Regions from separate parts of the Mus musculus genome. Here region 2 is linked to region 1. Evidence: chromatin loops called from intact Hi-C (ENCODE). Cell type or tissue: gastrocnemius. All regions are shown on one strand. Each heading gives the region's core, and the rest is flanking DNA. Links, peaks and the distances in the headings are about the cores only.

What was found. Hi-C counts contacts between places; a loop is a spot of excess contacts. Peaks named below come from ENCODE experiments on the same cell type or tissue, not always from the same donor. Only the 100,000 strongest peaks of a DNase experiment are listed, where the experiment ranks them.
Region 2: it touches region 1 in a loop (2.4-fold over the local background); 10 of 42 quality-filtered maps call a loop at or near these places.

The regions. Positions count from the first base shown.
Region 1 is chrX:74,298,398-74,309,225 of GRCm38, forward strand. It overlaps Atp6ap1 (ATPase, H+ transporting, lysosomal accessory protein 1), which reads left to right. Exons shown (of 10, transcript NM_018794.4): 3 at 1,853-1,927; 4 at 2,181-2,374; 5 at 2,927-2,967; 6 at 3,539-3,624; 7 at 3,965-4,203; 8 at 4,825-4,872; 9 at 4,961-5,189; 10 at 5,400-6,324. The coding sequence ends at 5,609. Gdi1 (guanosine diphosphate (GDP) dissociation inhibitor 1) reads left to right here and starts at 6,615. Exons shown (of 11, transcript NM_010273.4): 1 at 6,615-7,044; 2 at 8,182-8,289; 3 at 8,448-8,547; 4 at 8,706-8,840; 5 at 9,275-9,473; 6 at 9,733-9,864; 7 at 10,679-10,778. The coding sequence starts at 7,000. In gastrocnemius, for the core only: a CTCF peak has its summit at 6,559; DNase peaks (open chromatin) are centred at 6,655, 6,790 and 7,334; H3K4me3 peaks cover 2,503 bases; H3K27ac peaks cover 2,710 bases.
Region 2 is chrX:74,362,908-74,373,735 of GRCm38, forward strand. It overlaps Ubl4a (ubiquitin-like 4A), which reads right to left and starts at 5,641. Exons shown (of 4, transcript NM_145405.2): 1 at 5,509-5,641; 2 at 5,246-5,351; 3 at 4,794-5,002; 4 at 2,811-4,679. The coding sequence starts at 5,556. The coding sequence ends at 4,569. Gm44504 (predicted readthrough transcript (NMD candidate), 44504) reads right to left here and starts at 10,442. Exons shown (of 6, transcript NR_103489.1): 1 at 10,284-10,442; 2 at 9,707-9,775; 3 at 7,944-8,104; 4 at 5,509-5,851; 5 at 5,246-5,351; 6 at 4,540-4,679. It overlaps Slc10a3 (solute carrier family 10 (sodium/bile acid cotransporter family), member 3), which reads right to left and starts at 10,442. Exons shown (of 3, transcript NM_145406.2): 1 at 10,284-10,442; 2 at 9,707-9,775; 3 at 6,310-8,104. The coding sequence starts at 7,965. The coding sequence ends at 6,544. In gastrocnemius, for the core only: CTCF peaks have their summits at 5,445 and 5,913; DNase peaks (open chromatin) are centred at 4,875 and 5,653; H3K4me3 peaks cover 2,126 bases; H3K27ac peaks cover 2,055 bases.

The DNA of each region.
Region 1 (10,828 bases), core at 1,768-9,767:
TGTGCATTCTATTCAACTGATATCATTATCTTGTTTTAACTGCTAAGGAAAGTAATGTTGAAGAGGTAAAATGAATTGCTGAATTGTGATTTGCACAATACACTACTTCCAGCCTGAGGGTATCAGACCTGTCCTTCAGTTTTGTGCTGAGCCAGCATTCTATTTTCCTTTCACTCCAGAGGTCTGCACCTAGAGCAGGAGTATGAACTATGAGAAGGTTCTAATGTAGCATAAGATTATTGTTCAAGAGGATGTCAAGTCTCTGCTTGTCCCTTCCTCCATAGTAGCCTGACTAGCTCTTTCTGTTCTTGCTTTCCTTCAGTTCCTGTGTCGGTGGTAGTAATTGTGCTGGTTGATAGTCCTTTCAGAAGATGGTAAATAACAGGTCAGACCAGAACTCAGTCCTATCATTTTTCAGCCTTTGAGCGCATGAAATAATCTTTGTTAACCATACTTTTCTGTAAGTGCAAAATGAAGATATCCACCTATATCAGGAGTCTGCGAGAAGTATTCTACATAAGTCATCTAGCCACAGTCTCTCAATCTTAGGACATTTCCTTTTGACAATGGTGGCGTGCTTGCTATGTGTTTGGAAGTATAAACATTCTTGTGAAGGCAAGTGGCTAAGAGCTAAGTTGGTACATGTTTATGATACCAGTCTTTTTAGTCTAGAGAAGGGAGCAGGCTAAGACAACACAGTAAGGACACTGTTTTAGGTAACAGTGAGATCAGGCAGGGTCTCTGGAGATAACATCTTATTGGCAGGAAGGAGTCATGTGACTTTTGAGGCAGGCCATTACTGGCAGGAGAACTGCAGGTGTAAGGGCCCTGGGCAAGGGAGTGTTCTTAATCAGTTCTAGGGGCTGCTTGTGAGACTGGAGCCTAGTATGTGATTGAAAGGTTAGGAGATGATCCGCTAGGTCACCTAGAGATGGAGGAAATGCCACAAGGGGAAAGGTTGGTAGGAAGATAGCAAGCCTTGCATAGGTAGCACAGAATATAGGAGAGGAACATAGGAAAGGAGACTGGGCTTATGTATAGTAAACATAATGAGTTTAGGGAAGCTGGTTAAGATTGCCTCTGGGCCTAACTGGGAGAAGCCAGAGGAAGCTAGCTGGGGGTTGAGGGAAGGAGGAGTGAAAACACTTTTAGGTTGTAGAGAGAAGGGCATGAGATTGGCATTGCCAGGGTCCTGAGAGCTCCGAAATCTGTTTCCCCCATTTTGTTCCAATATCTTCCTCTCCCCTCACTCTTTTTTTGTTGTTGTTGTTTTGTTGTTGCTGTTGTTGTTGTTTCAAGACAGGGTTTCCTCTGTGTAGCTCTGGCTGTCCTGGAACTCACTCTGTAGACCAGGCTGGCCTCAAACTCAGAAATCCGCCTGCCTCTGCCTCCCGAGTACTGGGATTAAAGGCGTGTCTCCCCTCATTCTTAACAACAATGGTGGGGCATGGACTTCCTCCTTTGAAAAGGATCCTGCCCAAACTGTATAGAGGTTCATTTGCTCTGACTTCTACTTCCCTCTTTAGAGGCATATAGTAATTGTTCTTTGCTGTCCTCTTCCTGTTCTCTAACTTCCCTCTTCCTCCCCAGTTCTTCTTGCTGCCTGACCCTTGTTTTGTAGGTTATCACAAACCAGCTGTACATAAATCTCTCAACCCTATGATCACCTTCTATATCTTGTCATCATGCCCTCAGAGTGCTGGGAGAAAAGAGTAAGCCTTCCACTCACCTCCACCACAAGTCCTGATGGTTCACTCTTTTGTTAGCCTGGAGAATCTCCCCTCCATGTCCTGGCCCTTGGTCTTTGTTCCTTGCCCAGCCTCCTAGGACATCTCTTCTGCTTTCCTTTTAGCTAAGCATTGAGGATTTCACAGCATACGGTGGTGTGTTTGGAAATAAGCAGGACAGTGCCTTTTCTAACCTGGAGGTAAGGGTCTGCTCACAGCCAAAAGGAAAGACAATACATTCTGTGTTCTCTCCCAGAGAGAGGACCAGAGGCTTTGAGGGTAGAGGGCTTGGGATGTGACTGTCAAGGCTTGGAGATATGGGACATTTACTTTCTGACTCATTCTGGGATCCAGTCCCTATGGGGTGTGGCTTTCCAGGTGAGGTTTTAGTGGTTATTATAAGATCCACTGATCCCTGGCTCACTTTGCCTTCCACATCTTCTCTACCATCAGAATGCCCTGGACTTGGCCCCCTCCTCACTGGTGCTTCCTGCTGTGGACTGGTATGCAATCAGCACTCTGACCACCTACCTACAGGAGAAGCTTGGGGCTAGCCCCTTGCATGTGGATCTAGCTACCTTAAAGGAGCTGAAGCTCAATGCCAGCCTTCCTGCCCTGCTGCTCATCCGTCTGCCCTACACAGCCAGGTACAGCCTAGGTGGCATGGCTTCCAGCCTCTAACCTTGCACCTCAGATAGGGGTAAGATCCTGGGATCTGTTGGTGGCAGAGTTCAATCAAAGATGACAGTATTCTCCTGTTCACTACCTTGGGACTCTTACAGAAAGTTCATTTTATGCCAAGAAGTGACAGAAAGGACCTCCTGTCAGGTTGTGACTTACAAGTATTCACCACTGAGTTAGGCCTATTGGGCCTCCAGAAATGAGAAAACTTTGTTACCACTAATGCCCACTTTATAGGACTGTAGACATAGTTGCAAATAGGGGAAAGGGGAATAGGATTCCAGACAGGGGTACTGAAGCAAATAGAGGTGTGGAAGTGGGAATAGCTGTTGCTGAGCTAAGTGTCTGCATGACAGAGCAGCAGATGAAGTCCACAGACTTAGTAAGTGGGGCTAGTAGGAAGGGAAATGTTAGAAGGGCTGAGAGAAAGGTAGTGAGTTTCAGAGAACTGATCCAGGCAAGCTATTTGGATTTGAGAGCAGAGCAACCTGTGGGCCTCTCACTTTTTTTATCCATAGCTCCGGTCTGATGGCGCCCAGGGAGGTCCTCACAGGTAACGGTGAGTGTGTTACTGGAAAATTTATGTCCCCATTTTGCCCTTGGGCCAGGAAAATAGAACTGGTTTCTCCTTACCACAAGGTTGTCCCCGTTTCTCAGAGTGGCTGACAGCTGAGCAAGTACATCGTGGCTGGCTGCTTGGCCATGTTCTTCTGTAGTCAGCCCCACCTGACAGAGATATCCAAGTGCCTTATGACCCCCTGTGCAAGAGCTCCAAAATCTAGTTTTTGTACAAGTACAATGAATCTCTGTATTTAATAGACCAGTAACATTATGCAAAGTACTTCTTTGTGGTAAAGGACAGTCCCATCTGCTGTGTAGATTTTGAGTTCTCTGTATCACTATATGTTCTGTTTACTTAGGTTTAGCTTGCCATCAGAGAGCTACAATTGTCCCCAGAGAGACTGGCAGAGTATGTAGAAGGAGAAATACCTGTTTTTTAGAGGTCCTCAGTGGAAACTAACAGCACTGAATTCTCATAGTCTAGAAGGTCTCTGAATCAGACAATGGGTAGTATTTCTCTAAGCAAGCTACCTAGTGACTTGGCTCTCTGTTCTCTTGTCACTCTTCAGATGAGGTCATCGGACAGGTACTGAGCACACTCAAGTCTGAAGATGTCCCTTACACCGCAGCTCTTACTGCAGTCCGCCCTTCTAGAGTATGTACTCTTCTAGCAGGGGCCCTGGGGAATGAGGGTGTGAGGCAATGTGGTGAGTGTGACTAGAGATGAAGGGGTATGTCACAGGCAGGATCTCTCAGGAGGCTTCAGTTTGGGGGATTAATGGACAGAGGATTGCTTCCTCCATCCATGGTGCCTTTTTTCATTTTGCTTATGAGCCACTTTGGGCAGTGTGATTGTTAGTTTAGGGAGATGGAATATCAGGTCTAGGGACTTTCAGATGGTATACAGGGTAACCAGTGGGGAAGGAATACCAGTCCAGTGGATTAGGTTTTGTTTTTAGGGCTGTTGAGAGAAGGCTTGTTGGATGTTTCTACAGGTGGCCCGTGATATAACCATGGTGGCTGGGGGTCTAGGTCGCCAGCTGCTTCAGACTCAGGTGGCATCTCCTGCGATCCATCCTCCTGTGAGTTACAATGACACTGCCCCAAGGATCCTGTTTTGGGCACAAAACTTCTCTGTGGCATACAAAGACGAGTGGAAAGACTTGACCTCCCTCACCTTTGGTGTGGAGAATCTTAACTTGACCGGCTCCTTCTGGAATGACTCCTTTGCCATGTAAGGGTTATAGGAAGAGAAGGAAGGGCTATCCTATCACACATGGTCTTCCTGTCACTGTGAGCTCAGTACAGGACAAGGATGTGGGATTATGTTTGTGTGGTATGTTCACCAAGGACATAGATGTCACAGTATCGCAGGGTGATATTGCTGGGAGGTTACTGGTGAGGGAGCCTCTTAAGAGTTTGGCCTTCTCATGTTTTTTTAGGTATTGGTTGTTGGGTCCTGAGCTTTTATTACCACATAGTCCCTTGGGATCCTGGACCGTTTTTGAACCCAACCCCTGGGACTGCATGTAGGCAAATATCAAACCAACTGTTAAAACCAGTCCTAGGTTTCCTACCCTTGAAACCTCAGCAGGCAGCTGAATAACCCCAAGAAGGAGGCCTAGGAACCAGAGGAAGGAATCCTAAGTTGGAGATGTGAAACCTAATTGTTTCACAACTGCTCCTGATTTGCTTATGACTGGAACTTTACTTTTCCCATATGGTAAATGGGGACACTGTATTGGCAGGTGACTATAAGGATGGATCTAGGGCAGCTTAGGTTGGAGCCAACCTGATGAGGACCTTCTTAAGATCCTTCTAGAGCCTGACAGTACTCCTCTGCCTTGTTCCATAGGCTTTCACTGACCTATGAGCCACTCTTTGGTGCAACAGTGACATTCAAGTAAGTTCTGTTGGCTGAAGTTTGTCAGGGCTGGCGTGTCTTCACTCTGTTCTGTTCATCTGACATCTCTGCATCCCCTGCCTCCCAGGTTCATTCTGGCTAGTCGCTTCTATCCAGTGTCTGCCCGATATTGGTTTGCCATGGAACGACTTGAAATCCACAGCAATGGCTCTGTTGCCCATTTCAATGTTTCCCAAGTCACAGGACCTAGCATCTATTCTTTCCACTGTGAGTACGTCAGCAGTGTGAGCAAGAAAGGCAATCTCCTTGTGACCAACGTGCCCTCAGTCTGGCAGATGACTCTTCATAACTTCCAGGTATTGAAAGGGTGATGGGCCCCAAGCTGGTGGCAGTAAGGGGAGGGAAGAAGGGCCCAGAGAATCTCAGTATGGTTTGAGCATGTAGCTGAGAGTTCCAGCCTTGTGCAGTCTCTGAAGGTATAGATTATTCATTGATTCCAGAATCCCAGCTCTTACTGTGTGTGGAACCTTGTGGAACCATCTGATCCATGTCAATGTGTCTCCTAGATCCAGGCCTTCAATGTGACTGGTGAACAGTTCTCCTATGCTAGCGACTGTGCTGGTTTCTTCTCTCCGGGCATCTGGATGGGTCTGCTCACCACCCTCTTCATGCTTTTCATATTCACCTATGGTCTGCACATGATACTCAGCCTAAAGACCATGGATCGCTTTGATGACCACAAGGGCCCCACCATCACTTTGACCCAGATTGTGTGACATACACCTGAGAGGAATTGAGGGAGTATTGGTGTCTAGGTTGTCATGTTTCTGTTTTGTGACACAGTGGATGGAAAGGTTTGTCCTCTTCCTACTATAGCATGAACCCTACATACGCCACCCTCAGTCTCTCTTGCTTCCTCTTTAACCCGGAGAGGGACTCCCCTGTGGCTATCCCCCATCTCTACCAACAAAGTGTATTCTTCATAGATATTAGATAAATCTTCCAGGCTTCATCATCAAGAGGGGAAGGGACCTTAATTCTAGGGTCTCCCCTTTACCCTCTCTCCTTATTTATTCTTGCCCCTCTGCTATTATTCCTTGCTGTTTATAGTGCTTTTGTGTAGTAAATGCTCACTCCCCAAGCTTTATGGAGCTTCCAGCAACAGCCATGAACTTGAGGTTCCTTGAATTTGCGAGGTGTGGAAAGACTACTTGACTGTCTGTCCAGCTTAGCTGTTATGTTTTTTGGGGGGGAGGGGTGATGTGTTAAGAGTGAGTGGTACACTGGGGTTTATTTCTGTGGCCTGGGAAGGAAGAAACCATCACGAGGATTGGTGAACAAAGTGTGCTCACTGGGTTTCTGGATTATTCCCATAAAGACTGCCTGTCAAGAGGCCGGAGGTGTGTGTGGGGGGTTGCTCTGTTGTTTCCTTCCTAATAAAATAAAGACGTGTTGCCTTGTGTTGGGCTTCGTGTCACTCATTTCTGCACTGAACAGTAGATTTTTTTTTCTTGACTGAAGGGAAGAAGTGCTCAGATGTAGTCCAGTCATGCAAGAGGTGAGAGAGGAAGGGTGGGAGGGTCTTCAGTAAGCTGATACTCTTAACAAACCTACTTAGAGTAGAGGCTTGTTACTTTTCCTGGCCTTGGGAGGAATCCTGACAATGGTAGCTCCGCTACTGTGCAACAACACACAGCAGGGCTTCCATACCTTGTGTTTCTCCCAGGGGGCGGTACGGGAGCGCGCGGGGCGGGGCGGGGCGCGCGCGGCTCCCGCGCAAGGATCTTTCGGAGGACTCAGCACCTGCTGCCGGCCTGCCCCGCCCCGTATTTTTCTGGGCTCACGAAGAGCCCCGATAACCCCTGCAGTCATTCTGGTGCTGGGACCCAGGTGACAGAAGCCCTCCCAGAAAACAAGCAAGGAAATGATGACTGGTTGGGCGGGGCGGGGCCAGCGGAGAGAGAGAGGGACTCATTAACGCTGCGTAGGGATCAGGAGACAACCGACAGACGCCATCTTTGGTTCAGTGCGGCGGCAGTGACAGAAGCAGCGGCAGGGGCAGCAGCAGCAGCGGCAGTAGCAGCAGTAGCAATAGTAGAGGTAGTGGTAGCGGCTGCTGTGGTGAAGGAGGAGGAGCAGAGCGGACGCTGGTACCAAGGCCTGATCATGGATGAGGAATACGATGTGATTGTGCTGGGGACAGGTCTTACCGTAAGTGCCACTTCAGGCTCTCATAGCCCTGCATCATGCCATCCCTCCCCACCCCACGCCATCCCTCCCCACCCCACTCCATCCCGCATTGATGCAGAGTCCGGTATCCGATCCATCCTCCCATCATCCTAGCTCCAGCCCTGGGAAAACCAACCCCATGCCCAACCCACTACCTCACCCTAGGATGTCGATTCCAGTTCCCAATTCTCTGTAGAGGGCCCCACTTTGTCCTGTGTTCCTGCACTCTAGTACTTAACCTCAGACCCCTATTCTTCCCTATCTCTATCACCGAGGTGGAAAACTCACCCCCCCACACACACAGTGGAACCATTGCACCCAGCCCCCACCCTTTGCCTGAACTCATCACCTGCTCCAAGGCCTTGATTAGCATCCCTTACCATCTTGTGATCAAACTAGGGGATGGAATATGAAGATGGGTATGGGGACATTACAAGGGTGGGCCCTCATCATGCTTTTCTGCTTTTTGGGATGGGATAGGAAACCCATGGAATGTTCCAGAGACAGCAGGAGTGTGTGTGTGGGGGGTGTGGGGGGGGGGTAGTGACCACTTTACCTCTGCCCCAACTTGGTTTCCCATGGAGATCTCAGACTGAATATATATCCTCAGCCTTTGTCCTTGGGTTAGTGACTGACTGGTGAGGGTGTTTGTCTCTTCCCTGCCCCCGCCCCCCCCAACCCCCACCCCCGGCCTAAATCTTTTTAGTTTGAACCCTGAGTCTAGACCAGTGGATAGGGCCAGAAGAGAGTCAGGGGCTCCTGCCCTTTGAAGGAGGAGCAGGGTGGGGCCTGGGATTTCAAGGACTTGGCCTTCTCTTTCAAAGGTCCTTTGAATTGGTTCTTCTTGTAGACTCATTGTCTTTTTGTGGGCTCAGAGAAGTAGATACTTCTCTTGGCTTGTTGATGCTGGAAGACTTGGAAGCTGAAAGCTCTGCCCCCCAAACCTCCTTTAATGCTCCAGTAGTTTACTCAGCAGGGTTGTAAAGGAAACATCATATGAAGCCATCTTCTCCTCCCCAGTTTTAGGCACTGAAAAGAGCTGCATTATAAAATTGGTGGTGGGCATGAAGCAAGTTGGAGGGTTATGGGGTATAGCTGCAAATGTCACTCCTTCCCCAGGAATGCATCCTGTCTGGCATCATGTCTGTGAATGGAAAGAAGGTGCTGCACATGGACCGAAACCCCTACTATGGGGGTGAGAGCTCTTCCATCACACCCCTGGAGGAGGTAAGATTTCTTATTCTTAGACCTGGGCTTAGACCCAGATCCTTGTTAGTCTTCCACATAGGTATAAGGGGGCGAAGTAATTCTCAGGTACTGGGCAGGAGAGTGGGAAAGGGCGACAGGTCCTTGACATTTTTCTTTCTTTCCTGTCCTGCTTACAGCTATATAAGCGCTTTCAGATACTGGAAGGGCCCCCTGAATCAATGGGCCGGGGCCGAGACTGGAATGTTGACTTGATCCCCAAATTCCTCATGGCCAATGGTGAGAGAGATTAAAAAGATGCTGTATATGGTTTTGGGGGTGGTGAGTGGGAAGACGGAGTGGGGAGAGATTGGTCAATCTCAAGAATATGGTCAGTCAGACTACTGAGAGTTTTTGAAGGAAAACACAACAATGTCCCTTATTTCCTCTGGACACAGGTCAGCTGGTAAAGATGCTACTATATACAGAAGTGACTCGATATCTGGACTTCAAGGTGGTAGAGGGCAGCTTTGTATATAAGGGGGGCAAGATCTACAAAGTGCCATCCACCGAGACTGAGGCCTTGGCTTCTAGTGAGTATGAGTCTCCTTAACCAGAGAATAATGGGGCTGGATGAGACAGACTATTTTCAGGACAGTTAGGCAAAAGGCTCATCTTTGCCTGAAACTAATCTTAGCTCTGTGTAGTCCTAGAGGACCCTTACTTTATAGTGTATTGATTGGACAGTGCTACCCATCCTGGCAAGTTGCCAGAAAGTTCACAGAACAGGATTCCTTTTTGTCAGAGGGCCTACTTGCCCTGTAGCATCCCTACGTGGAACTAGAAGGGTTTCTTCCTACAAAAAGAAAATTGAGATCAAGAAGGGTGGGGTAGTGTTACATGATAGAGTATTGGTGGGAGCCAATACTCTACATTACATACAACCAGCTTTCTTGGCCTGCTCTGGTGGAAAGAGGAGTTCTATGTCCCAGTAATGCTAAGGGTCTTCTCAATACCTTTCTTTCAGATCTGATGGGCATGTTTGAAAAACGACGCTTCCGAAAATTTTTGGTGTTTGTGGCAAACTTTGATGAGAATGACCCCAAAACCTTTGAGGGTGTTGATCCCCAGAACACCAGCATGCGTGATGTCTACCGGAAGTTTGACCTGGGTCAAGATGTCATAGATTTCACTGGCCATGCCTTGGCGCTCTACCGCACTGATGAGTGAGGGGAAAGCTGGCTGGTGATGGGAGCCCCTTCTCTGGCTCACACCTTGCCCTCCCCACACCTGCCTATTGTACCTACTGCCCACCCTGCATGTCTCTTGTGCTCAGCTCCAGACTCACCTGTTCCATTTCAGTCCCTCTCCATTTGACCCACATCTTTGCCAGGTCACAAAGGGTGGTGGGAAGGTTGGCTGGTGTCTTTGTAGGTGAGCAAGGATGCCGCTGCCAAAGCATCTTCCTTGGCTCTTGTTCCCCAGCTACCTGGATCAGCCCTGTCTTGAGACTATTAACCGCATCAAGTTGTACAGCGAGTCCCTGGCCCGGTATGGCAAGAGCCCCTATTTATACCCACTGTATGGCCTGGGTGAGCTGCCCCAGGGCTTTGCCAGGTGAGGATCTGTCTTTTTCGGATAGTATTACTAGTAAGACTAAGGCCAAGAATGAAAATTACCTTGAATATTTTTGAGGCATCTCCTACTTTCCCATCTAATTTTCATGTATATTATTCCATCCCTGGGTAATGGGGGCACTGCGCTAGTGCATTAAAAAGCAGAGTAGAGGCTGGAGAAATGGCTCAGCAGATAAGAGCACTTGTTTATACCGAGGATCCAGGTTCAGTTCCAATGTGAACATACATGGTAGTTCACAACCACCCATAACTCCAGTTTTAGGGAATCCAAAACCTTCATCTGGCCTCCACAAGCATCAGGCATACATGTGGTGTACAGACATACATGTAAATAAAACACACATATGAATAAATAAATATAAAAATTTATTTAAAAAATAGATGAAATACAAAGTAAAGGACTAGGTCACCATGAACATAGCTTCCCTTAGCTCTTGGTAGTACCAGGTCTAAGTCTAGGACCCCAGAACCTTGAGTCTGGGCTTCCCTGGGAGCTGGCTCTTTTACTGACAGTTCTTTATTCTTGACTCCTGGGCCATTTCTGTGTGGAGCTACTCCTTCATGCTGCCTTCCATTGACCCATTTGCAGAACAGAGTATTATGGATGGAAACAGCAGAGAAGAAGGAATATGCCAAAAATGGGCCCAAATTTATGGGGGAGACACCTGAAACAGTTGGAATTGAACTCTGTCTACCTGTGTAGTTTCTTTACCCCACTGGTGGGGTGGGGAGAGTAGAGTAGGATCGGTCACCATTCTCCTGAGAAGACTCCCTTGTCATTTTCCTTACTATAGATTGAGTGCCATCTATGGGGGAACATACATGCTGAACAAACCAGTGGATGACATCATCATGGAAAATGGCAAGGTGGTGGGTGTCAAATCTGAGGGAGAGGTAAGCCTGCCATATACATTTGTATTACCGTGGTTTGGTCTTTTTCAGGG
Region 2 (10,828 bases), core at 960-8,959, 64 kb after region 1:
AGCCTAGGCTACCTAAAGAATGTTTGGTGGCCTTCCTGTCTCATGAAACAAGAAAGTAAAAGACAAAACAAAAACAAACAAGCAAACAAAAAAACCCAAACCCAAACCAAAACCACCAGAGAGGGAATTGAACACACATGCTGGTATACATAACCCTGAGGTAAAAATTCCAGGAGGGCTAAAGCAGAAACTACTTAAAATGCTTTACTATAGGGGTTTGAGATGGCTACTCTCCAGCAGGTAAAGTGCTTTTACCTGCTGAGCCACCTCACTGTCTTTTTTTCCACTTTTTTAAAAATCAATTTTTGTAAAGGGTCTTACTGATGGTCAAGCTGGTCTTTATGCCCTGAGCTGAGGTGACCCTTTCACCTTAGTCACTTGAGTAGCTAGCAGGTATGCACCGCCACACTCAGCCAATTCAGTTCCCTTTAAGTACAACACTGCTACCATATTCCCTTGTGGGATATATCCTAAGGACAAAAATAATTGGTTTTCCTTTTAGCATATTTAATGTGGATAATGTAGATGAGGTGAGTGTGAAGCTATTTTGGGTCTATGTTAAGATAACATTTTCTTTATCTGGTAAAGAAAATGAGTAAATATATCAATGTTGTCAGAAACTAGAATTCTCACTGAGGTATGAGGGAAGGTGTCAGCATGAACTTGTGATTTCTTAAAATATATGGGTATATATATTTCTAAGGTTTATCTACTAAAGGGGTCTGGAAGCAGTGATACTTCATTCACAGTAATGTATTCATAGATCTTGGTTTCTAAATGCCATTCAACAATTGGACAAACAAACAAATACTATTCTCCAGTAAAAGGCTGATCCTTAGTCATGAGCAAGAAAATATACAGGGTGGGCCTAGGATATATTGTGGTGCTAGAATAAAGGATGTTATAATAGGGAGGAGGCCATTAGACATGAAAGAAATCACAAGTTCACCCAGCAGTGGTGGCACAGGCCTGAAATCTCAACACTTTGGGAAGCAGAGGTAGCAGATCCCTATCTCTGTGAATTCAAGGCTAGCCTGTTCTACAGAGTGAGTTCCAGGATAGCCAAGTCTACGCAGAGAAACCCTGTCTCAAAACAAACAAACAAACAAACAAACAAACAGAAACGTCTCTAATTTGTTCCCTGTGAATATCTAATTTAATGAGCTTCACCATAAATGCTGAGCTCGTGAGTATGTCCCAGCTCCTTACAATACTTCTGTCTTTGGGAGGCCACTTGAGCTGGGTCCTTCATTCATGCTATCTCCTAGTGAGATTGTATTCACATTACATACCTTGACCCCAATCTGAGAGTCAGGCAGTGGCTCTCAGGAACTTGTATTTGGCAGGGGGCAGTAAGTAGATGTCACTTCTTGGGTTGTATATGTGGCTCAACAGGACACAGCATCTACGGCAAATATTCCTATCCCTGATGATCTATCCTTGATTAGGGCCCTTAGAGTTTAGAGCCTGTTGTGTATAGGGAGCCATATGAAATTCAAGGCAAATGCAGCATCTGCATCCTGTGGTCACTCTATTTTCACTAGCGTCCTCTTATGGTCCCCTTCTTATTTCTCACCCCGGCAGTATTTGTTGCCTCTTGTCTTCCTATTTGCCACCTTGCTCTGTCAGAGCTCCCCAAGGCTTAACACCACTTATTTGTTGCCATTCAGTTGTACACATACTTGTAGAATAAGGTTTCTGAGGACTCCTTGGCCTACCATACAATGGGAACAACCTCCACCTTGTCCCTGTAGTGGCAGCACTAATGGGGTCTTCCTTGTAGATGCCTGTCCTTGAGTTGCACTGGTGCCATCTCCTGCCTATGCTTTTGCCTTTGGCTCCTCTTTAAATTCCTCTGTGGTTGGTAAAGCTGACCCCTTGAGGTTGAGACCTCACTCTTCTTTGTAAGCCCCCTTTCTCTGGGCAGCCACCTCAATCATCCTTCCAGTATCTATGGCTCCCTGTTTACAGATAATTCCTGGGCATAGCAGTATGGTTAATGAGCTCAGGGATAAAGCTATGCCTGGGTTGTGGATCATCCACTTCCCACATCTGGCAGTCATATAAGGATGAAATAAGTGCCCTGCATAGAAAAGATTCATAAGAATCCAATAGCTATCAAAAGGAGCCATCTTCTTGCTTTTCTGAGCTATTATAGGGGCCACAATGCATATTTTGTAGGCTCCTCACTTATCTCCATGTCTAATCTCATCTCCTCTGTCTCTGACCTTCCATATACACAGCCATCTTAGCCTCCCAAGGCAACTAGATGACATTGAACCCCTTCCTACATTTGTATTTTCTGTTTCAGCCATAGCCTGATTCTTGAGGAACTCTCAATAATAGTTTCTTATTCTATAGGTAGCTACTTAGCAAAACCTGTCAATTGTCCCATTATATAAACTCATCAAAACACTGCCAAGGTAAGCATTTTACAGGCATCTGGTACTCTGAATTGAGAAGCATTGGCTCAAAAGATTCAGGAACATGTCTATAGTTTGTTCCTGCTTTTAGAAACTTCGAATGTTTTTGAATGAAAGTGTCAGAAACGCTCCTTGTCTGAGTCCTCATCCCTTCCTCCTCTACTATCTCCAAGGAAGTTATGATCTTTCTGGTGAATGCATGTAGTTGACAGTTGCCATCTGCACACACCAAGACATCACCAGGACATCCATTTATTTTTTTTTTCTCCCTGGTACAGCTCATGTGTTCAGGAAAGAGACCCCAAGACTGGCCAAATAGGTGCTAATGGATAATCAACAACTTATTTTCCCATATTCCCAACCCAAATATTACACAGGATTCAGTTCTGACCAATAAGAGACAGCATTTATTTGCTGGGGCATCTGAGACAGAAGCTATGCTACAGAAAGAAAGTGCTCCTCATTGGCAGTGAATGAAAGGTTTTGATGGAGCTGTAGACAGCTTTGATCCTTGGAAGTGGTGGTGGTGAGGGTGAAGCAGATCCTGGAGAATTCAGAGGGAGGCAGGAAAAAAGCTGGATGTTTGGTGAAATTGTTCATCCACTGCCAGTACTCCTAGGCTTTTTCAGCTTTATAAGCCAGTAAATTTACTGTGTTTTTAAACCAATTACTGGAAACCAAAAGCAGTCTAGCTTATTAATAGAGTTCCTTTTGGTGAAATGACTCACATGCATCTTTAGTGTTAATTTTACAAATACGTTCCCTGACTCAAAGTGAACAAGGTCACTGGTAAGCTTATTATCTGAGCTGGCACTCTATACACATGTTCACAAGCAGGTCCCTGATATGATACCCCAGGTCTTAGGAGTACCAGGGTCTATCACCTGCACACCCCCTCAGGCCTCTATCATTTCTGTACAAGGACTCAAGATTTGACCGACAAGGTCTATGCAGGAGGCCCTTGGGCAAGAAAGGCAAGTGTAGCCCCAATAACATTCATAGTAGAGTGGCTTTCCTGGCAAAAGTAGAGGGACAGTAGTGTCTTGCAGGTAGCTATCTTCCAGCTTGACTGCTCCCAGGGGGTCCTCCTCAAAGGAACTAGTCCTTACATGACCTTTAGCACCCAGGCATAGGTACAATAAAAAGAGGAATCACAGCCTTCAGCATACATATCTTTCTCAGCACCCTGAGTTTCTTCTTAAGCAATGAAGGTGTGCAAAGTAAAAGCCCCTGTATACAGGTGGCAGAGGAAGCATCCATTTCATACTGTGGGTGAGCACTGGATAAGGAGACCAAGGCAGAGTGTTCTAGTTGTGACACTGCCTTTCTGAGTCACCTGTTGTCCCTCATGGGTGAGACCTACTTCCAGAAAGAGCCAAGCAAATAGGGTGCTCCAGAGAAGAGCTATGCTACAAAGGCCCAGGATACTCCATCTAGTGGCCCATGCTTGGCTATCACTTCACTTTTGCTTTCTGAACACAAGGTGGAACTGCAGGTGATGAGAGCAAAGACTCCCACCTTGAACTGATAAAGGAGAAAGGAAACTTATTCAGGTCAGAGGAGTGCCTAACATGGGACAGATTCACTTTGGTTGGGGACCAAAGTGGCATAGAAACATGACTCAAACTATGATGGAGCTGGGGTATCTTTCTGATCCTCCAGCCCCTTAACCTGCTTGTTATTCAAGAGCACACTGGCTGCAGCAGTGGAGGGGCCCTGGATAGCTAACACTTGGCCTCCTATAGAGATTTGCCAAGGGACACACCAGAGGGCAGGTGACAGGAACTAGTGGTTTCCTGAGGGAGTCTTTTGAGGGTGTATGCTGAGTGGGCTAAATGGGAATACTAAGACCCATCTCTGAAAACAGCACACTCTTTCTCCTACAGAGGCACTTCTATAGGCTGGCTAGACTTGGACCCTGTCTGTCCCAAGCCATTGCTAGGTGTCTCTACAGTGCAGCCTCAACTTTGCTGTGGGAGGCAGAAGAGAACTCAGGCCATGTACTTTGAGTACCTAGCACCTAGCAAGAGCTGGATACATACCAGCTATTATTATCACTATGAGCCAAACTGCGACATGAGAACACATTTAATGCAACATGCAGCTGTGGCCTGACCTGGGATTTCTCCCCACAATCCCAGAATGCTATTTGCAGAACCCTTTTTCCATAGCCTCAGTCACTTCAGGGTGTAGAAAGCGGCTGGCCAAACGTTCGATGTCATCCAGTGTTAGGCGGCTCAAGGACCTGTCATAATCCTGAGGAGAGAAGACCGAGTGTATTCAGAGAGGCCAGTGGGGAAGGCGTATGCTGCATTAGGTAGGGGACGGGTAGAAACATTAAGAATGGAGGGCCAGCATTACTCTTCTCACCCTCTGTAGTTGTTCCAGGACCCTGCTGGCATCTGCTACACTGAAGTGACGGGCCAGGACTTTGGAGATCAGCTGCCAGATGGGGGTGGCTGGGGAGTCGACCAGTCTGTGGGCAGACCCTTCTTCCAGTAGCACCTTCTCCAAAGGCTTAACAACTAGGTTGAGCTTAGAATTGGGCCCAATGTTGTAATCTGACAGTCGTTTTTCATCTGCCAAAGAGAGATTGGTGTGGTTCCTTCCTCACTGATGTGGAGGTGGCTGGGAAGCAATCCTGCCACAGACAGCCAGAGTGAAGCACTGCAGCATCTGGCTATGGGGTGGTGGGGTGGTGATGGCTCAGCTACTTTTCTGAGGTCCAGTGGCAGCCAGTGCCCCGATCCACTACACTGGCCTGTACATCCCGTCCCCCAGCTTTCTGTAAAGCTCCCTGGATGGCTCCTTTCCCTGATTACCTGCTAGGGCCTTGCCCTTGAACAGCAGACGTTGCTGGCGCACAGGGACATTCAGCTTATCCGAGACCAGGTGCTTCAGTGTAGACACTAGCTCGTCCTCCGCCACCTGATCCGGCCGAGGTGGAGAGGCAAGGGCTCAGCCCGAATTCCCTGGGCGGTGAAGCCCTCGCACCCCCTCCTGAGGTCAGCTCTCCCGGCCTCCCCCACCCGCCCTCGGCCCCCAGCGGCAGGAGTGAGTGCAGCAGCCTGCGGGGTGACTTTACCTGTAGGCTACATTCCCGGCCCTGGAGCGCCTTCACGGTCAGCTGCATGGTGTCCACGGCCCAGTCCACTACGGCCAACGCAAACACCAACGGTCCCCTGCCGCGCGCCGCCGCCCCGGAACCGCCCGCCGCCGCCGGAAGCCGTGAAAGGGGCGCGCCCGCCTCGTGGCTCCCGCCTGCGCATTCTTCAGTCCCGCCTCCCGGCCTTCGCTTCTGCCCCGGCCGTGCCTTGGGTAGAGTCCACCACCTGGGCTTAATGGCGCGGGGACGTGGGGATGCCCCGCCCACTGGGATCCAAGTGAGGTACCTGTGGGGCCAGGCTTGCTTAGTCTGGGAGCTGTGGCTTGAAAGGAAGGACCAGAATGTCAGCCTCACTCCAGGCCCGGCCTGTGCTAATTCCCACCCTGCTGGTGGACCAAGTCAATGCAAACACGTGGTGGTGTCTCTCAGATACAGAAATGGTCCAGTCCTGCCTGTCATAGCTTAATGGCTTTCTACTTCCTTTCTAGTCTGGCTGCAAAAATATCCTGACTGAAGCTCGGAAGTAGTGCTCTCTTCACTCCTTATAGTGCAGAGGTCTGCCCTGTTAGGTAGGGCTGTTAGAGCAAAGCCTTTGTAGATCTGAGGATACAGCTCAAAGGTACATGTCTACCATGTGCAAAACAGAGTGAGGAGGAGAAAGTGGGTTCTGTGCAGGGTCACCAAGCTGGTTCACTGTTCTGGCCCATATCCGCCCAGACACACTCTTCTTACCCCAATCCACAGGCTCCAAGGGACAGACTGGAAGGGACCCGAGCTTGCTTTTGTTTTTTTGGTTTTTTTTTATTGAAATATATTTCTGGGCAATACCCAACTATCTAACTCAGCATGGCCTCTTTGGCACTGAAAGCTGGGGCGAAAAGGAGTAAAAAAATAAGCCTGGATTTGTCTTGAGTGCATAGTGCATGAGAACTAAAGGCCTTTGGTACGGTACACAAGAACTGTGGGAAGAGAGGAGTATGGGGGCTGGAAGTTATAAAACTTGATCCAGAGGGCTCAGGGAACAGGAAACAAGATGCTATAGATGAACTGGCCAATAACCAAAGCCAACATCTCGGAGGTACCACTCAGTGCCACAATGAAAGGGGCCTGAGAGGCATAGTCTGCTTGAAGGCGGCGCAGAGACAGCTGTAGCATGGCTAAGGCTAGCAGGCTGTTTTGCACCCCTACCTCAATGCTGACTGTTCGTCGCTGAGCCACTGGCAGCTTCAGGCAGATGGCCAGGCTGTAGCCCACCAAGAGGCCAACAAGAGGCACTGTGAAACCCACCAGTACAATGGGTAACCTGACTCCCACTAGGATGAAGACCCCCATGTGGTAGGCCAGGAACAGGCCACCCAGGAGAAGTATAAAGCTGAAGGGCTTGATGACCTGTAACAGTAGTTCAGAGAACTTGGGGAGCTTAGATTTGATCACCACACCCGCTGCTATGGGGATGGCGATAAACAGCAGGGTCCCCAATATCTTGGAGATGGGCACGTGGAGTGTTTCATGGATGCTGAGAAGGTAGCTGTAGATGGCTGATGAGAGTGGTAGGAAACCAGTGGCAGCTACTGTTGAGATGAAAGTCATGGAGATGGCCAGGGTGACATCTCCTCCAAGGAGGAGACTGAAGAGGTAGCTCCCTCCACCACCAGGTGATGAGCAGGTAATGATGAGGCCCAGAGCTAAGGCCTTGGGTAGCATGAAGACTTTGGCCATCAGGAAAGCATAGAAAGGCATGACCAGAAACTGGCCCAAGAGGCCCAACAGCATGGGTTGGGGGCTCTGTAGGAGCTCCTTCAAAACTTCAAGTTCCACTTTGCAACCAAATGAACACTTGTTGACAAAGATAAGAGGCAGAAGCAAGTAGAGTATTGGGTTCTCTGAGAAGTGGCCCAAGTTGGTGTTGAGAGCAGAAGGGAGGTCTTCAGCAGGTGACACCCTGATGCAGAAATCTCTCCGTTCTTCGATCAGCAGGGGTGGGGCCTCATAGAAATCCATGAGCTGGAGGTGGAGTGGGGCCAGCCCAGCTAGACCTGAGTGGATGCCTACCACAAAGCCACCTCCACTGCTCCAGGTTATGGCACTCACATTCTTAATGGTCAGCACCTCTGTGTCCAGGGATATAACCTTAAGTATGGGGCTGGGGCCTGTCCCATTGGTCTGTCCAGTGTATTGGCTAGAGATCACAATGATACCCTCACTCTTCTCAGGGAAATCAAATTCTGTCACTGAGCCATCCCCAATACTCAAATAGTGACCACTTGTGTGGCCCAGAGCAGTGCTGATGTTGGCACTGGCCATCACTTGAGCTCCCCATGGTAGGCTGATGAACAGCAGGGCAGTTCCAAGCATGCCTACAAAACCTGTACAACCACCCTGTCCTCCCAGGCCAGGCAACTGCTGGGAGCTACCTCTGCTTTTCTTGACCACCATGGCACTTCACAAAGGATAGTTTTTTCAGGCCTCTTGTGTCTTAGGGAGACACCCTTGCTTGTGCTGTTGGAATGTCCTGAGAAGGGTCCATGGGAAGGTCCTGGTCCTATATTTTCTTCCTTGATAGCAGGATTTTTTCCTGAAAAGAAAAGGGGTAAAGAAAGTGGTTAATGAAGAGGAGAAATTGCAAGCTTAGGAGCATGGGGCTCTCAGACCTTTACCTCTAGTTTTGAAATAATGCTGGCCCTTGAATGTCATTCAGCCATCTCCTCTTTCAGCACAGCTGCCTCAAGCTTCTCAGCCCTCAAGAGGGGAATCCCCACTCAGGCTGCCAAATTACATGGACTTTCTTACTATGGTAACCTCATAGAGAAGTTCTAATACTGAGGGTTTTAGGAGAGTGATCTCTAATCCTGTCACCACTAGGCCATCCCACTCTCATTTCAAGATGCAAAGATACCACCATGGGAATGAACTAAATTGCTACCTGGAGGGGGTAAATATGGTGGCTCACTCCTGTCATCCCAGTATTTGGGAGGTGGAGCCAAGAGAATCAGGTGACTAAGATTATCCTTCAGTTATATAGCCAGTTCCAGGGCAGCCTGGGAGACTTGATAGTTCATTTCCAAACAAAGCAAATCAAATAAATGGCTTCCTGGGGGGGGGGGGGGAGAGACAAAAAGACTGGCCAGATGAGAACAAAGGGTGCTGATTGGGCCAGATCCAGGTCTTTAAAGAATAGAATAAGGGTGTCTAAGTGCCATTTGCCAGCTACAAAGTTTTAACAAAGTGATATGTGCAGTAAGTGAGTTCCAGAACCAAAGGCTGCTACTGACAAGCTGTGGCTACATGTCTTGTTTCATTTGCCCTATAGTTATGAGATGGAAGTCCTGTGAGACACACACCCCTGCTTCTCAGGGAAGCTATAGTGGGACTTCAGTAGGAATACAGTGAGGATACAATAGGTATCCACTGAGCAACCTTGTCTTTTTGTTTTTGTTTTGAGACAGGGTTTCTCTGTATAGCCCTGGCTGTCCTGGAACTCACTTTGTAGACCAGGCTGGCCTCGAACTCAGAAATCCGCCTGCCTCTGCCTCCTGAGTGCTGGGATTAAAGGCGTGCGCCACCACGCCTGGCCATGAGCAAGCAAACTTCTCTTGTCAGAGCTCCCTGGTCTCAGAATTTGAGCTCTTATATCTGTTGCTACATCTGAGAGTCTCTGCTTAGAGTCTTCTCAATGTATTACCCTATCAGAGTCTTTTTGTTTGAGACAGGGTCTTGTGTGTGTAGTCCTGTTGGCCTGCAATTCACATGTAAACTAGGCTGGCCTTAAATTCTCAGAGATCTTCCTGCCTCTATGTCTTATGTGCTGTAATTAAAGGTGTAGGCTACCACATTCAGTCCTGTTGTTGTTGCTGCTGCTGCTGGTGAGACAGGTCTTCACTGTGTAGTCTTAGCTAACCTGGAATTCACCATGAAGACCAGGCTGGAACTCAGATCCACCTGCCCCCCAAGTGCTGGGATAAAGGTGTGCACGACCTACCAGAGTTTTAAACTTACAGTGAACCTCAGTATTTCTAAGGGTAGAGTAACATGGGGCGAAAGGAGAGGTCTGCCTCCTTCCCTTTCTCAACTGGATAGTCAACACCTTTGTATTATCATCTGCTAGAACTGGGGCAACTTGATGGCAGTGGATATAGCAGGTTTTACATTATGCTGATTTTGAGTATGGGTCACTTACCCTGGGGGCCCTGGTCCAGCCTTGAATCTCGCTGATGAAGAGGGAGGCAGGAAAACCAGAGTAAGGTAACTAGTCAAGTAGAGAGAAAAGATGTAGGCATCAGAGTAGTGTGAGCCAGTTAAGGGAAAGACTAAGGACCATCCACCCATAACCCCATCCTACCAGCAGGACTAGTGGACCATAGTAGATCACTGCAAGAGGGATTTGGTCCCTATCCTACACTTCTGCTGATAGTGGAGCTGAAAGAGTTAGAGTAAACACACTCCAAGGCTGAGTGAGGAAGCAATACCATCCGGAAGTTTTTTTTTGTTTTTTGTTTTTGTTTTTTCACAGCAGCAAAGTATAGGGGCTGAAGAATAACTGGCAATGATGACCAGGTCTCCTCCGCACCTGACAGTTCAGGGTCTGTCAGGTGGCTAGAGAAGTTAGGAAGGGCTTACAACCCCCACGGGCAGTCTTGGGTTCTGAAGAGCCTCCACGTCACAACCGCACCCGCAAGACCTTTCGCTGGGTCTGGCCAGAGCTGGTGACCACGGACTGCGGACGGAGCCACAAGTCACCTCCCATCCTCACCTACCTGGTCGAAATCTCTCACTTGCTTCCGCGGCCACAGAGCTCCTCACAAGTAGTGGCCCGGGCCGGCAAACGCCGGCAAGTGAGGCCCGTCCTGCCCGGGCCTCGTCCCGCCCCCACAGGCTCCGCCCCACCAAGGTTCCATCCGCGTGCTAGGACTCCGCCCTCTCACAAAAGCACTCGCCCCTGGCGGGCTTGTGTCAGGTTCCCAACGGATGTGACGTTTCTGGAAGCGACGAGCTGGCCCTACCACGTGAGACCTGACTGCCTAAGTCACTGGTATTGGCATGTGGGGCAATAAGTACATTCTTGTGTGGTTACCTCCTCAGATAAAAGTGGGTGATGGGAAGATGATGTCAGAGGACATTAAACTGATACTAAATTAAAGGTCATGTGGTGATTGAAGTGATGGCTCAGTGAGTGTTTACTACCTTTTCAGGACTCTGGTTCAACTTCACATTATCTACTTAGCAGCTTGCAGCCGCCTGTAACTACAGTTCAGGAGCTTTGATACCCTCTTCTTGCCTCTGCCCATACTGGATGCATATG